Linked DNA regions of Homo sapiens: region 2 is linked to region 1. A link is an interaction called in ENCODE POLR2A ChIA-PET data of the cell type or tissue named here. Cell type or tissue: Panc1. All regions are shown on one strand. Region 1 overlaps IGBP1 (immunoglobulin binding protein 1). Region 2 overlaps KIF4A (kinesin family member 4A).

Region 1 (8,000 bases):
TCCACTGCGGGTTGAGTGATGCGAGGGCCCCAGGAGGGGTAGATTTCTGAGTGGGGTTTGCCCCTAGTGAGCAGGTCTCAGACTGTCCCTGAAGGGGCCAGCAGGAATTTTTGCTCAAAACTTGGACAGAGAAAGGGAAGGGGTTATCCCCAGAGCAGTGTACCACCAGGATGTATTTCCTACCTTCATATGTCCTCAGGCCAACCTGGAATCCAGGCCCAGCTCAACCACTTAGAGCTTAGTGATCTTTGGGAAATCTCTTCTCTAAACCTCAATTTCCTCATCGACAGACTGAGACTATAATAGTATCTCCCTTGGGTGTTGTGAGGATTAGAAATACTGTATGTAAAGCTCCTAGTATATAGTAGGTGCTTAATACACAGTAGCCATAATTTTTATTCCTGCTACCACACTGGACTAGGCCAGCCTAAGACATTGCTCACTTCTACTCTCTTTGAGGGATTTGTTGCCAGTTGGAACAAGACACTGAAATCTAAGACTTTGCCCATCATCTTTTCACATACATTTGTCAAAGGTGGCCTGGCAGGCAGATATGTAAAAACTGGTTCCCAGTTTTCACTGTGCATAGTTCTTTTTTTTTGCTGGTCATTTCAGCACATGAAGAAAAGCATGTCACAAACCTCTTGGCTGGTGGTGAGATCTAGAAGACTGATTGAGAAAGCATCGGAGGAGCAAGGGTTTAAGTCGTGAACTGCTGAATTTAAAAAAAAAAAAAAGGCCGGGCACGGTGGCTCATGCCTGTAATCCCAGCACTTTGGGAGGCCAAGCAGGAGGATCACTTGAGCCCAAGAGTTCGAGACCAGCCTGGGCAACATGGTGAAACCCCATCTCTACAAAAAATACAAAAATCAGCAGGGTATGGTGGTTCACACCTGTAATCTCAGCTACTTGAGAGACTGAGGCAGGAGGATCGCTTGAACCCAGGAGTTTGACACCAGCCTGGGCAACACAGGGAGACCCCTTCTCTATTACCAAAATTAAAAAAAAAAAGCATCCCCTCCTCCGTCCCTCCAGCTTACCAACAGCCTGCTGCTCTTACTCGTCACTCTTGTGTCGTGTCTTATAACTGTTCAAAGTGCTTTTGCCTATATGATTTCATTTGCTCCCCACCCTGGCCTGTGAGGTAAGTAGGGCAGATATTGGCTGCCATCTCAGAGGGGCTAAGACAGTGACAGAGCTGGGACTAGAACCCACGCCTCCTTGTGATGGACAGAAACGAACCGTGCCCTGTTGACTTGCACCTTTGATGAGTGGGTTAAAAGGAATCTGTGAGGAAATGATGCACAGGTTTTGGGGACAGCTGTTTTGCAAGGAGACAGTGACAACAATACCCTATTGCTGTAGCGTGCCCAACAGAGACAGGTGGCTATGCTCCTGTTGTGCTAATGAGCAAACTGCAGGCGCAGGGTCAGCGGAGGAGGACTTTCTGGGGTTTGGGTGACACAGAGAGGCGGTTTTACAGAAGACTTTGCCTGGGGCCACCCAGCTTGGGAGTGGCAGAGCCCCCAGAATTGAGACTTTGACTCAGGACTCTAACTCCAACTTCTTGGGTTTGAAGTCAGCTCATTTCTCCCCTTGCCCTTTCTCACAGGGGTGTTGAGAGGAACAAGAGTGGAAAGGACAAATCAGTGTGTAACGGCATTAAAGGAAATAGTGCCTAGCATTCTCCTCTTCCAAATCTAATTGGCCTCCACGTGAGGGCCGCAGAGAGCAAATACTTTGGCTAAGCTGATCTGTTTGCGTGCTCTACTTCTTAGCTGTGTGAAGATATCAGATCTTGCTTGACAGGTTGTGAGAATGAAATAAGCAGCATATGTGAAAGTGTTTTGCAAACTATGAAGCAGTACTATCATTGAGAACTTTAAGAGTCTTTGCTTCCGGGAATCCAGCAAACCCAGCTCACTCTAGGACCCTGAAAGAACTCGCCTCTGGTGGGAGTAGAGAAGGTGGTGCTTTTTTGGTTTCTCCGGCCTTCAGGCAGACAGAACTGGGGAGGAAAATGGAGGAAGATGAGCTTGCTCACCACCTCCGTCTTCTTATCCCCCAGCTGAGGGGGCAGTGGCGGGGGAGCTGGCATAACCTTTGCTTTGGTGAGTCAGCTAAGAAGGAATTTCTAGAGCTCCACTGATGTAGACATGGTTGTTTTAGTTTGGATTTCTAAAGCTGCTCCTCTTTGAAGCAGCTTTAAGACACAGCTAAAAGCACAAGCAATTGGGAAGCACATGGAAAATGACAGCAGCATAACATCTTACTAGTGTGAACTTGAAGAAATCAAGTTTCGCAGGGTCATTGTATTAATAGTGTGGGAAAGTGCCTGGCACATACCAGGGGCCCAATATCTGTCCATTTCCTTTCCCTTCTCAGTGGACAGACTGCAGTCACTAAGCTAACAGAAAGCACTTACTCTTCAGTTGCCTGAGTTTACAGATAATAGGTGCCATTATTCATTTAATCCTCACAGCCCCAGGAGACAGCTTATCTACATACACCGAAGAAAAGGCAGCTCAGAGTCTTATTGCCCAAGGTCACGTCACACAGCCTGCAATTTTTGATTTTCTTATTTTTTAGTTTTGGGGGTGCATAGGTGTATATATTTATGGGGTACCTGAGATGTTTTGATATAGGCATGCAATGCATAACAATCACATCATGAAAAATGGGGTATCTATCCCCTTAAACATTTCTCCTTTGTTACAAATTATACACTTTTATTTTTAAATGTACGATTAAATTATTATTGACTATAGTCGCCCTGTTGTGCTGTCAAATAGTGGGTCTTATTCATTATATTTTTTTGTATCCATTAACCATCCCCATCCCCACCCCAGTACCCTTCCCAGTCTCTGGTAAATCTTCTACTCTATCTATCTCCATGAGTCCAATTGTTTTGTTAGTTCCCACAAATAAGCGAGAACATGCGAAGTTTGTCTTTCTGTCAGCCTGCAATTTTTAAAGCCAGAATTCAAACCCACCTTGTCTGGTTTGCCTGTTAGATATCAGGATGTGTGAAGCTGTTTAACTGAGCTGGGCCTCCTGGAAGGCCCAATCTTCAACGGACTTGGACCAAGAGGTAACTCCAACCTGGCCCATTTGGGAATAAACTCAGGGTGGAGTTTCAAAAACAGGAAATAGGCCATTGCTAGAGGCAGGCTGGCAGCCACTGGAAGAGAGCGGAAAATGTTGCTTTCCAAATCCTTGGGGGATTTAATCTGTGCTCTCCCAGTTTCAGGAGCTTATGTTGTGAGGGTGAGATGACTCCTCATTAAGCAGTATACAAATAGATTATTGGTAGTCTTCTGTCATCTCCCACGAAACACAACCTCCCCCTCATCACCTGACAGCCCTCCACTAACCACCCTATAAACAAGAGGGAACTGAGTCTCCTTTTCAAACACCTCTCCTAAGCTAGACTGCAGAAGCTGGGAGGGCTGAGTCATCTTCCTCTTGAAAGAAAACCCGTGTAACAAAGCCACAGAAGTATGCTTTCTGTGCATATCATTTGTTTCAACACATGGCTGCTTTTATAGGATGCCAACGCAAGAGCTGAGGACACTGTCTTCTCTGTTCCCCAGAAAGTAGGTACCCTGCAGTGTCATCTGTACTGTCCCCCTCCTCCACACCCATTATCTGCGTGACTGCAGGCACCTCACTAAGCAGCCAAACGACCACCACAGCACATTTACCCAGGCCATTAGTTTGGATTGTGCCAAGTATCTCACAGCATAGGCAAGAAGGGCCAATTGAAGAGTTAGGATGGCTGGGTGCGGTGACTCACGCCTGTAATCCCAGCACTTTCGAGGCCGAGGTGGGTGGCTCACGAGGTCAGGAGTTCGAGACCAGCCTGACCAACATGGTAAAACCCCGTCTCTACTAAAAATACAAAAATTAGCTGGGTGTGGTGACGGGCGCCTGTAATCCCAGCTACTTGTGAGGCTGAGGCAGGATAATTGCTTGAACCAGGGAGGTGGAAGTTGTAGTAAGCTGAGATCACGCCATTGCATTCCAGCAACAGAATGACACTCGTCTCAAAAAAAAAAAAAAAAAAAAAAAAAAGGCTATGGCCTGAGGCTACTCTTCACCCTAAGGGATATATGGTAAACGCATGAGAGTAAAGGCTCTGGCCTCAGATACATACACAAGGATGACTTTTAAGAGTGCCTCCTCTATCTCTCATTTCTTCTGGCCAAGCTAGGACGAGGTAGATAGGACTGGGAAGTAGACTACATCCCTTTGCGGTCCATTCACCTTACAGCTATAGTTTCTGAGAATAGTGCTGTGTACCAGGGAAAGCTCTGGTTTTTATGATCTCCCCTTGTAGAGTGCTGGATTGCTTCATGGTGCAGGGTGCTACTTATATGGCTTCATATCATATGCCCAGTAGGAAGGAGAATGCCTGGGCAGATCTGATGCTGGACCAATTCACTGCCCACATCAAAGGGCATCTCCCCATAAGCCCAGAGACCCACAGCTAAATGTCCCCACTCCCCCGGCAAAAAAAAAGCAGCTGATAGCCATATTTCTGTACAGGCTCATATAATAGAGGGGACTTTTATTATTTTTTCAGAGAATTCGGATAGCCATAGATTATACAGAGCCATTTCTCAGCACTCTTTTCCTTCCACTTAAGAAGCTGGAATACAACATGATGAGGATGATGCCAAAACAAGACTGCTGGTTCATATCATCTAGGGTACAAATACACACTTAATCACTTGACACTTTACTGAATGCAAAGCAAGATTTAGCATCTTTGCCCTCGTTGTACAGAGCTGAAGCAGGAGACCAGGGAGGGGAGGACTGCATGGTTTTCCTTGGCAGGGGAGTTGTGCACCCTGCAGTCCTGTGGTGTTGTGGGAAGATCAGCCCATGTTCTGTCGGTTCCCATAGCCCCTAGGATGGGTGTCCTTCCAGTCATCCCACTCCCGGGCTCTGTGGAGTGTTTGTTCATCATCCTCTTCCTCCTTTTCTTCTTGTTCTTCCTGTTGCTGAGCTGCTTTTCTGAATTCCTCTAAAGTGGAAAAATTAGAAAGGGAGGTGAGAAATTGAGGGAATGTTAATAAGTAACGTCAGGGGCCTCAGTTCCACTCTGAGCACAACCACATGCAATGAGAACAGGAATACAGCCAGCTGCCTACCCTGAGCCCGGCGGAAGCGGGGAGAGAACTTGCATTACCTAATATATCGCATGTTAAAAAATAGTACGAAAGGATGCTCTAAGTGGTTTCCACAAGAAGGCAAAAATCATAAAAGGTGCCCCTCAGAATGAATTCTATTTTGGAAGAGAATTCTTGCAAAAATGGCCAACACCCACCCCCCCCAAGCCCCTAAACAAAAACATTACCACCACCATCAAACAACCCCTGCAATCCAAAAACAGGAAAGAAAAAATATTTATGAATTTGTGATTTGTGAGTTGCCAGGGGGGTGGGATTGCAGTTGACGTTTCCTCCTCCATCCATTTCCTTTACTATAGTCATACATAAGTTTTTGTGCATAAAATTGAAAATCACAGGGCAGTTGGACCTACCAGAAAAGAATGCCTACGTATTATTTTGCAGTGCTTGAAATAGGCTCTGAGGTCCAAATGGCATTTATCATGCAGTGTACACCCAAAAGAAATTAAACCAACTGCTGCATCTCTTTTGCATTTTTTTTCCTTTGTGAGGTAAAGCAGCATTTTCCTGGCTACTCTGACTTTGCTCATGAGAAATAGTCTCATTACTATGAATGAAATGTGTGGGGATCTGATCTCTTCTAACAGCTCAGGAGTCTTTTTTTCTGAGATAGGGTTTCTCTCTGTTGCCTAGGCTGGAGTACAGTGGTGTGATCATGGCTAACTGTAGCCTCGAACTCCTGGGCTCAAGTCATCCTCCTGCCTCAGCCTCCCGAGTAGCTGGAACCACAGGCATGAACCACCACACTTGGCTAATTTTTACATTTTTTGTGGAGACAAGGTCTTCCCCTATGTTGCCCAGGCTGGTCTCGGCCCTCCCAAAGTGCTGGGGTTACAGGCGTGAGCCACCTTGCCTCGTTCTTTTCTTTTAAACCCTTTACTATAAAATAAAACATGGTGGAAACCACACAAGTACATATAAAACAAATTTTTGTAAGGAGGCCTTATAGCCTCCACTCAGGTCAAGAAACAGATCTCCTGTATCCACCCTAAAAGCCTCTCTGTGTACATTATACAAATCAACTCTCCTCCCCTGCAAAAGTAACCTCTATACTGCTTTTTATAGTAATAACTTCCTAGAGTTCATCACAGCTTTATCACCCAAGTGCATACCACTAGACACTGTAATTGTCCATTTGTACATTCATTTTTTTACTCAATGTATTTTTTAGTACAGAGTTGTGCAACTATCACCACAATCCAATTTAAAAAATTCTATAACCCCAAAAGATCCCTTGTGCCCATTTACAGTTAATTCCCATTCCTTCCCTCCCTGCCCCCAGCTCCTAGAACCATGAATCAACTTTCTGTCTCCATAGATGTGCCTATTCTGGACATTTCATACACATGAAATCAAAATCATGTAATCTGTGATCTTTTGCGGCTGACTTCTTTCACTTAGCATCATCACCTTTTTTTGTTGTTGTTGTTGAGACAGTCTTGCTCTGTCTCCCAGGCTGGAGAGCAGTGGTGCGATCTTGGCTCACTGCAACCTCCACCTCCCGGGTTCAAGTAATTCTCCTGCCTCAGTCTCCCGAGTAGCTGGGATTAAAGGTGCCTGCCACCACACTCAGCTAATTTTTGTATTTTTAGTAGACATGGGGTTTCACCACATTGGCCACGCTGGTCTCGAACTCCTGACCTCAAGTGATCTGCCTGCCTCGGCCTCCCAAAGTGCTGGGATTACAGGTGTGAGCCACTGCGCCTGGCCTAGCATCGTATTTTTGAGGTTAGCCTTGCCTATTTAAAAATGTTTTGATATCTTTTTAAATCTATGGGTTCCCCCTCCACCCCTTTCTTTCAAGTTATCTGTTGAAGAAGTTGGGGCATATGACCTGTAGAGTTTGTTTCCCAAAGACTGGATTTTGCTGATTGCATACTCATGATGCAGTCTAACATGTCCTCCTTTATTTTCTGCAGATTGGCAGCTGAATACAGAGGCTTGATTTGACTCAAGTTTGATCCCTTCAGCATGAATTATAATTATAGGTGGTGCTGCATTCCTTCATCAGGAGGCATGTAAATATCTCTGTCTCGTTGTAATGTTAGGAGCTGTTGATGCTCAATGCCGAGACCCATTCATTTATTGGGGGGTTTCAAAAAGGTGATACCCTTAATTTTAACTTTTTAAAATTAACTGGAATACTTTTACAAAGAGAGCCTTCCCCTCATCAACTACTATTTGGTTACCTAGTAGAAAAGATAAAATACTTGACTCTTTCCCTTTATTTACCATTTCTCAAGATATTGGGTTCCCTTATTAGCCTCTGAGGTTGAATAATTTGGTCTTGTTTTATAATATAATTATGGGCTGGGCACGATGGCTCACACCTGTAATCACAGCACTTTGAGAGGCTGAGGTGGGAGGACTGCTTGAACCCAGGAGTTCGAGATCATCCTGGGCAAGATGGCGAGACCCTGTGTCTACAAAAAAAATATTTATGACACTTATATTGGCTCAAAAAATTATAAAAAAGAAAAAAACTTTTAAAATCTGCCAGGCATGGTAGTGCATGGCTGTAGTCCTACTCACTCGAGAGGCTGAGGCAGGAGGATTGCTTGAGCCTGGCCTGGGCTCAGAGTGTGAGACCCACCTCTAAAAAAATAAAAATATATATATATAATTATGAACTTAGAGATTTAAACATATCTGGTGAGTTTCAGCCAGTTGCAACTATTATTATTATTTTTGAGACAAAGGAGTCTTGCTCTGTCACCCAGGCTGGAGTGCAGTGGTGTGATCTTGGCTCACTGCAACCTCCGCCTCCTGGGCTCAAGCGATTCTCCTGTCTCATCCTCCCGAGTG
Region 2 (8,000 bases), 240 kb before region 1:
AACTTATGTTTATTCCACTTTGAAATGCATATGTCACATGGAAACTAAATGTAGACCTCATGAAATAAAGCCAAGTCACCACAATGGGGGTTGGTCCCAAGAGCTGGCCTCAGTAGCAACGGGGTCTCTTAGGGCTTATCAAGTGGGTGGGAAACTGTATTACCTGCTTGATGATTTCATTCTCTCGGAGAAGCTGCTGATTTTGCTCACACACTTCTCGCATTTTCTCAAGTTCTTCATCCTATTTCCAGATAGTGCAGTGATATATGGGGTTATTTTGGGCACTACATGTGGGTTACCAAACAACTCACATAGATGAAAACATACTGCTGCCAAGTTGCTGGCAGCAGATGGTTTTTGCACAGCAGGCACTGGCACCCAGAAAAATGTCTGATTCCCAGTTCCTAGGTGCCCTGAATGCCACTTCCATTCCAATGCTCCCCAGCAGCTCTGACCACATTCATAGGAACCGTGGACTCTGCCCGACAAGCCTTCCTTATTCTTTTCCATTCCTTAGCTTCATATCCCTTATTCACATTCGGATGCTGATTAAGAAACCCGCAGAAACTTAGCTCTATTTTCTTGAAGTCTATAGATGCTTCTCTTTACCCTTCTCAACATAGACTAGGCAGTTTACTTGCTACTTTAGTAAGCCTGACCGAACTACCTGGCACCTAAGACACCCAGATTCATGCATACAACCTTAACTAGTTTGCTTATGTCTTAGATGGAAGGTGCCAAGGAAACCCTACAGACTGGTGGTTCAGGAAAAAGATTCTAAGTTAGACTAAAATAGTGCTACAACATGCCACTAAAGGGTGTGGTGTTCCTAGCCTCTGGAAGAAATTCAGACCCCAGGCATTTTACAAATATGTCAGGTCTCAGCACAGAAGAACAAGCTCTTCATACCATTTGAATGGCCCTAGGATTCTAAGTAACTACTGGATGATTTCACTTCCTCAACTCTTTAGAGCTCAGGGTTGACGCCAAGAACCACAAGGCCTCAGAGTCTGATATGGAGTATGTGCTGCCATTTTGGTACCCAAAATGAGGTTATTCCTATATATGGCTACACTCTAAGCACCCCTAACCTGATCAAATAGGGCCTAAAAGCAGTAGAGGCTACCATTATAAATACTTTTTCCAGTAGTTAATTACTCTCTGCTGCAAGTACAAGGGTCTAAATGAGACAAGATTCTCAGTTAGTACTGTGAAACTCATCTCTGGAGACCTCTCGTGATCATACCTGACACTTCAGTGTGCTCAGCAGCTGCTGTTCCTTTTCACTGACTGATTCCTCTAACTGCTTCTCTGCCATTTGGCTTTGCTGCAGCTGGCTGAGAAGGTACAGCACCTAGAGAAAGACACGATCCAATGGGTGGTAACAAAGGTACCAAGGGGAAAAAGAAATTTTGACTTAGTTCAAGCAGTGATCCAGGTGACTGCTCTCTTGTGATTTAGAAGTAAACTGTTCTCATTTGCTGTCATGGCATGAAGTAGTAAGTACAGCATGGATGTTTCTCAGCATAGTTTTTTTTTTTCTTTCTGTTGCCCAGGCTGCAGTGCAATGGCACGATCATGGCTCACAGCAACCTCTGCCTCACGGGTTCAAGCGATTCTCCCACTTCAGCCTTATGAGTGGCTGGGATCACAGGTGCACACCATCACACTCAGCTAATTTCCTGTAATTTTTTGTAGAGATGGGGTTTCACTCTCCTGGACTCAAGCAATCTGCCTGCCTTGGCCTCCCAAAGTGCTGGGATTACAGGCACGAGCCACCACGCTGGGCCTGTTTCTCAGCATGTTAATATTGTTAATATTCATATTTAAGTTGGAAACCCAGAGCCATTGTCACTGGTATGTATAAAGTTAGACAAGTCACGTCTCTGCTTCAGGTTTCTTTTTATTTGCAAAATTTAGAAAAGGCCACGTGGACTTTTGAAAGAAATTTCATATCCCCACTTTTTTTTTAAAACTAACAATACAAGGCAATGATAGTTTCACAGTATAGCTTCTTGACTTGCTAGAGTTTACCTTCTCTTGGTGCTGTTGCTCCATTCTGACCAGCTCAGCTTGTAACTCTGTCTCTATCTCGGCAAAATGATTTCGTTCCTCAAACAGCATCTTCTGCATGTCAGCACAGCTGGTCTTGCTCTGTTTCAGGCTGCTTTCAAGTTTGCTGACCTGTATTTTGGAGGAGACCAGCTGGAAGGAATAAAAGAAGATCAGTTTATTTGAAGAATGACCACCTTTCTTTCCCCCTTTCAACAGGCAGGATAATGTCAGCTTTCTTGAAAGGGTCTGAGAAAAATTCCTCCATGTTCAAGTCTATTCTTATTTTTTCATGTCATATGGATTCCAACATTGAATAGTAAATATACTATTGTTCTATTCCCAGGCCAAGAGTCCACATTTCTGCTGAGACATGTATCTTGGGGCTAGAAGCCACTGCTAAGGCCATTTTATTTCTTGCTCTGCCTCAAGGCAAGAATAAAGCTAACCCGAATAGTATCTGACAATTACAAATTCTGATATTTAAGAAGTTCTTCCTTAATTTTTAAGCAAAATCCACAGGACACACCCTTATGGCCAATTATGTCCCATTTCAGAATGTCTATATTCACATGTTAGAACTTGTAGACTGAGACTGCAGATCTGGCTCTTCAGGCTACATATCCTACACTGGCCTAGTTTTACATTCACTACTAGCCCAGATGGTGAACATCATAAGTACCAGTGTTCACAAGACTGATCAAGATTTCCTTAGTAGAACAAATCTGCTAAGCTAACACAAAAATGTATAAAGGGTAGCATTGTTTAAACTTGTGGGTTTGGAGTTTGTATGCTTATCTTGAGTGAAAATGCTTCAATCACCAGAGGCAATCAATTTTCATTCCTCTTGTGACAACGTAAGGTGACATATCATTTTAAGGTCAGCAAAGATGGCTTTTCCCTAAAATGAATCTTTATATGTCAAAAGATGCTTAGGTTTTCCCTTTTCTAGACTGGATCTTAAATTTTTGAATATACATCTCATAGGGGTTTTAAAAAGTAGTACAGTATAACAGTTGATGTTTAGCCAGTGACCCACTATGGCATTCTGGTCTTTCCTAATAACAACAGCTAACACGCATTCAGCACTTGCTATAGGCCAGTCACAACGGGCATCAATTTGTGAGTCATATTATATTTTTGTAAGTGACTGGCCTGTACTTGCTTACACCAACCTTTATCTACTAAACTCTCTAATGTTAGTGTTATTAGGGTTTCTACCATGAAAAGTGGCAATAACACTTTGACAATATTTCAAGGCTAACATCCCATTTCAACCTACACAGCCAGCCTCCTAACTGCTGGTTAGAGTGATGTTTACCTCTCCAATCAAATATTTCAGGGCACACTTGGCTTCCAGAATGGTGGCAATATTCTCCCAGCGTTGTTTTGGTCTGTCTTCACTTTCTGCATCCAGCAGCTTCTGCTGTAGGTCAGCAATCTGAGCACTCCTTCAGGGAAAGAAACAGTAAGCCTTATTGCAAGTAGCCTGAACATCAAGAAGGGGGAAGAGCTCTGAGGAGAAACTTCAAATAATTTTATGGATGGAGCTATCAGTTAAATATCATTTAAATAATGTTTAAGTCATCTGGTTAGGATTTTACATAGTATCGCAAATCTTGTAACAAAGGGACTCTAAGAGACTATTTAAATGGTTTTATTCCATTAAATACTGGTTGAAATAAATGGGTCATAAAGTGGGACTTGGAAAGACTTATCACAGTAAGGCTTTTGTTGTAGTGGATTAAGTATAATATGTTACTTTGTCTTGAGGCCATATAAGCTCAGACTGTGACATGATGGTCCACCCATGCAAGGATAAGATTCAGGTTGGAGACTTGAAGGAAAAAGCTCAAAAGAACAGGTAGATATGCTCTTTACTACAATCAAGTACCAAAATGATACCCATGGCTGGCATTGTGAGAGGTTATCTTGATGTGCCTGCCACAAGACCGAGAAGTTTCTAAGAAGACTAGATATTCTGACCCTGGTTATAGCTTCTGGGTACTTTCTGATCAAGTATGTCCTAGACCAAAATCTACACAGTATTTCAGTTTAATTAATAGCTTTCTTCTCAAATTTCTTCTGTGTCTAGTGAGAAAGAGTATACCAGCATGTGCTTCATATGCAGTGATAAGTTTGGTACTATAAGGAAGATGGGTATGAAAATAATCTAAGACTGTAGTTCTCAAATTTTGGGGTTTCAGGACCCCTTTACACCCTTAAAAATTATTGAAGACATCTAGGACATTCTGTTCACATGTGTTATACCTATAGAGATTTATAGTATTAGAAAGTACAACTGAAAAAAATTTTAGCTGGGCGCAGTGGCTCACACCTGTAATCCCAGCACTTTGGGAGGCCGAGGTGGGTGGATCACCTGAGGTCAGGAGTTCGAGACCAGCCTGGCCAACCTGGTGAAACCCCGGCTCTACTAAAAATACAAAAATTAGCCAGGCGTGGTGGTGGGTGCCTGTAATCCCAGCTACTTGGGAGGCTGAGGCAGGAAAATCACTTGAACCCGGGAGGTGGGGGTTGCAGTGAGCCGAGATCGTGCCATTGCACTCCAGCCTGGGAGACAGAGCAATACTCCATCTCAAAAAAAAAAAAAATTAATTCACTTAAAAATCATAAACCTAGGCTGGGCGAGGTAGTTCACGCCTGCAATCCCAGCACTTTGGGAGGCCGAGGCAGGCAAATTATGAGGTCAGGAGATCGAGACCATCCTGGCCAACATGGTGAAACCCTGTCTCTACTAAAAATACAAAAATTAGTTAGGGGTGGTGGCGTGTGCCTGTAATTCCAGCTACTTGGGAGGCTGAGACAGGAGAATTGCTTGAACCAGCAAGTCGGAGGTTGCAGCGAGCTGAGATTGTGCCACTGCACTCCAGCCTGGCGACAGAGCAAGACTCCATCTCAAAAAAAAAAAAAAAAAAATCATAAACCTATTGGCGGGGCGCGGTGGCTCACTCCCGTAATCCCAGCACTTTGGGAGGCTGAGGCAGGTGGATCACCTGAGGTCAGGAGCGAGACCAGCCTGGCCAACATGGTGAAACCCCGTATCTACTAAAAATACAAAAAATTAGCTGGGCCTGGTGGCAGGTGCCTGTAATCCCAGCTACTTGGGAGGCTGAGGCAGGAGAATTGCTTGAACCCAAGAGGTGGAGGTTGCAGTGAGCCGAGATCACGTCATTGCACTCCAGCTTGGGTGACAGAGTGAGACTCTGTCAAAAAAACAAAAACAAAAAAAAAACATAAACCTATTATACATTACATATTTTCTGAAAAGTAGCATTTTCTGAGATAATAAATAGTAAGAAAAGGAATTATTTTACACTTTTGCAAATCTCTGTAATGTCTGGCTTAGTTGAAGACAGCTGGATTCTTATGTCTCCCTCTGTATGCAATCTTTTGTGACATGTTGTTCTAGTTGATGTAAATGAAGACAATCTGGCCTCACATGAATATGCAGATGGGAAAAGGAGTATTTTAATAGCCTTTTCAGATAACTGCAAATAGTCTTCTTTGAGACTACACTAAAACTCAACAAGCGGTACCTCCTTAAGAGTTAGTTGCAACCCAAATGTCCAACAATGATAGACTGGATTAAGAAAATGTGGCACATATACACCATGGAATACTATGCAGCCATAAAAAATGATGAGTTCACATCCTTTGTAGGGACATGGATGAAATTGGAAATCATCATTCTCAGTAAACTATCGCAAGAACAAAAAAACCAAACACCGCATATTCTCACTCATAGGTGGGAATTGAACAATGAGATCACATGGACACAGGAAGGGGAATATCACACTCTGGGGACTGTTGTGGGGTGGGGGAAGGGGGGAGGGATAGCATTGGGAGATATACCTAATGCTAGATGATGAGTTAGTGGGTGCAGCGCACCAGCACGGCACATGTATACATATGTAACTAACCTGCACAATGTGCACATGTACCCTAAAACTTAAAGTATAATAAAAAAAAAAAAGAGTTAGTTGCAATGTTGAATCTGAAACTTATTAATAAACTTTGTTGTTGTTGTTGTTGTTTTTATTTTATTATTATTATACTTTAAGTTTTAGGGTACATGTGCACAATGTGCAGGTTACATATGTATACATGTGCCATGCTGGTGTGCTGCACCCAGTAACTCATCATTTAGCATTAGGTATATCTCCTAATGCTATCCCTCCCCCCTCCCCCCACCCCACAACAGTCCCCAGAGTGTGATGTTCCTCTTCCTCTGTCCATGTGTTCTCATTGTTCAGTTCCCACCTATGAGTGAGAACATGCGGTGTTTGGTTTTTTGTCCTTGCGATAGTTTACTGAGAATGATGATTTCCATAAACTTTTTTATATTCTCTCATATTAAAATTCATCAGTCTATCTTGCAATCTGAATGGCTCATTTACGAATACATCATTCTATAAAGTGCCATTTGGACAATATTACTCCAGAGTCATGCAGATCTTCCAAATGTTAACACATTTCATTCTATAAAATATATATTTTTAAAATCACACTTGTTAATATCACTACTGGTCTTATCAGAAAAGTTATGAAAAACTGTCAAGTTCACAGTGGCAGATACAAGTTTTCCAAATCCAAATTTTGCTTGAAAGCTCACATTTTGTCTTAGGTAACAAACACTGTCAGCTGTTTTCCTTAAAGCAACAGGCTCGCTCTATTCTTTTTGAGAAAATGTCTGCCAAGTAACCAAGTCTTAATAACCACAGTTTGTCTGTCAGTTGTTCATTTAAGTAAAAATGATGTCCCATGAAAAAAGAGGCCTATTGAGCTCACACCTCAAACAATCGCAGTGCTTTTCTTGAGACGACCATCATATTCAGCATGCAGTAGAAGTGCTTTCTGTGTTCTTCCTGTTTCGTCACACAGGATGTAACACAGACATGAACTCCAGGGTCCAGATTTAGTAAAATCAACAACTTTTACTGCTTTCGCAACACCATTCTTAATTAAGACTGGCTTGTTTTTTTAAAACCTGAGAGTATATAGTGGTGAAGCATACAATGACTACTAGTTCAGGTTGGTGCCACTGCTTTCATTCAGCCTAGGGTGTCAGCACTTTAGCCCACTATGGCTTTTGCATTTTCAGTGCAAATTCCAATGTAGCAAAAAAGGCAAATAATGCCTTAATATTATTATGAAAATAGTTTTGATCACTGGCTCATGAGCTCCCCAGTAATCTGCGGCCCACACTTTGAAAACCCTGGTCTAATGTAGAGTCCTTTCCTTCAACAAGCTTACAGTCTGTCTTTAGAATGACAAAATTAATAAACATAAAACAATAAACATAAAGATAACATGTCAGCAGTATGTCATAATTGAGTATCATAAGTTCTGAAAGAGTTTAGAGAACAAGGAAGATTAGTGAGGGATTAAAAAGTCAGGGAAGGCTTCTGGAAGAGGTGGGGCACAACACTTCAGAGTTGTCACCTATCATTGGCCCTTTCCTGTCTTCTCTGACAATTCGTGTCCCTTATCTATTCCAAAATGTAGTTTAAGTCTCATCAGTTCTAAAAAAATTCTCCTAACTAAACTCACCTCTAATTCCTTCTACTTGGCACCAGCCCTACATTTACATAATCATTTACTTACGCATATGGTATGTAGGTAAATTTTTAATAACCAGCACTTAAAAAGCCAGCCCTTGGCTGGGCACAATGGCTCACACCTGTAATCCTGGAACTTTGGGAGGCCAAGGCAGGCCGATCGCTTGAGGCCAGGAGTTCGAGACCACCCTGGCCAACATGGTGAAACCCTGTCTCTACTAAAAATACAAAAATTAGCCAGGCATGGTGCCATGTGCCTGTAATTCCAGCTACTTGGGAGGCTGAGACATGAGAATCACTTGAACCCAGGAGGCAGAGGCTGCAGTGAGCCAAGATCGCGCCATTGTACTCCAGCCTGGGCAAGAGTGA

The links. ChIA-PET counts read pairs that join two places held together with the same protein. Peaks named below come from ENCODE experiments on the same cell type or tissue, not always from the same donor. Only the 100,000 strongest peaks of a DNase experiment are listed, where the experiment ranks them.
Region 2: POLR2A ChIA-PET joins it to region 1 with 21 read pairs; 2 of 35 experiments call an interaction of 5 or more read pairs at or near these places.

Annotation. Positions count from the first base shown.
Region 1 is chrX:70,162,862-70,170,861 of GRCh38, reverse strand. It overlaps IGBP1 (immunoglobulin binding protein 1), which reads right to left. Exons shown (of 7, transcript NM_001551.3): 7 at 4,538-5,029. The coding sequence ends at 4,881. Among named protein-coding and RNA genes, the nearest start is that of DGAT2L6, 11 kb to the left of the region's middle. In Panc1, no CTCF peak of the experiment used is centred here; a DNase peak (open chromatin) is centred at 3,446.
Region 2 is chrX:70,398,069-70,406,068 of GRCh38, reverse strand. KIF4A (kinesin family member 4A) reads right to left here. Exons shown (of 31, transcript NM_012310.5): 23 at 3,374-3,503; 24 at 2,035-2,205; 25 at 1,247-1,354; 26 at 164-241. Among named protein-coding and RNA genes, the nearest start is that of GDPD2, 21 kb to the left of the region's middle. RefSeq lists a silencer at 3,270-3,492. In Panc1, no CTCF peak of the experiment used is centred here; no DNase peak of the experiment used is centred here.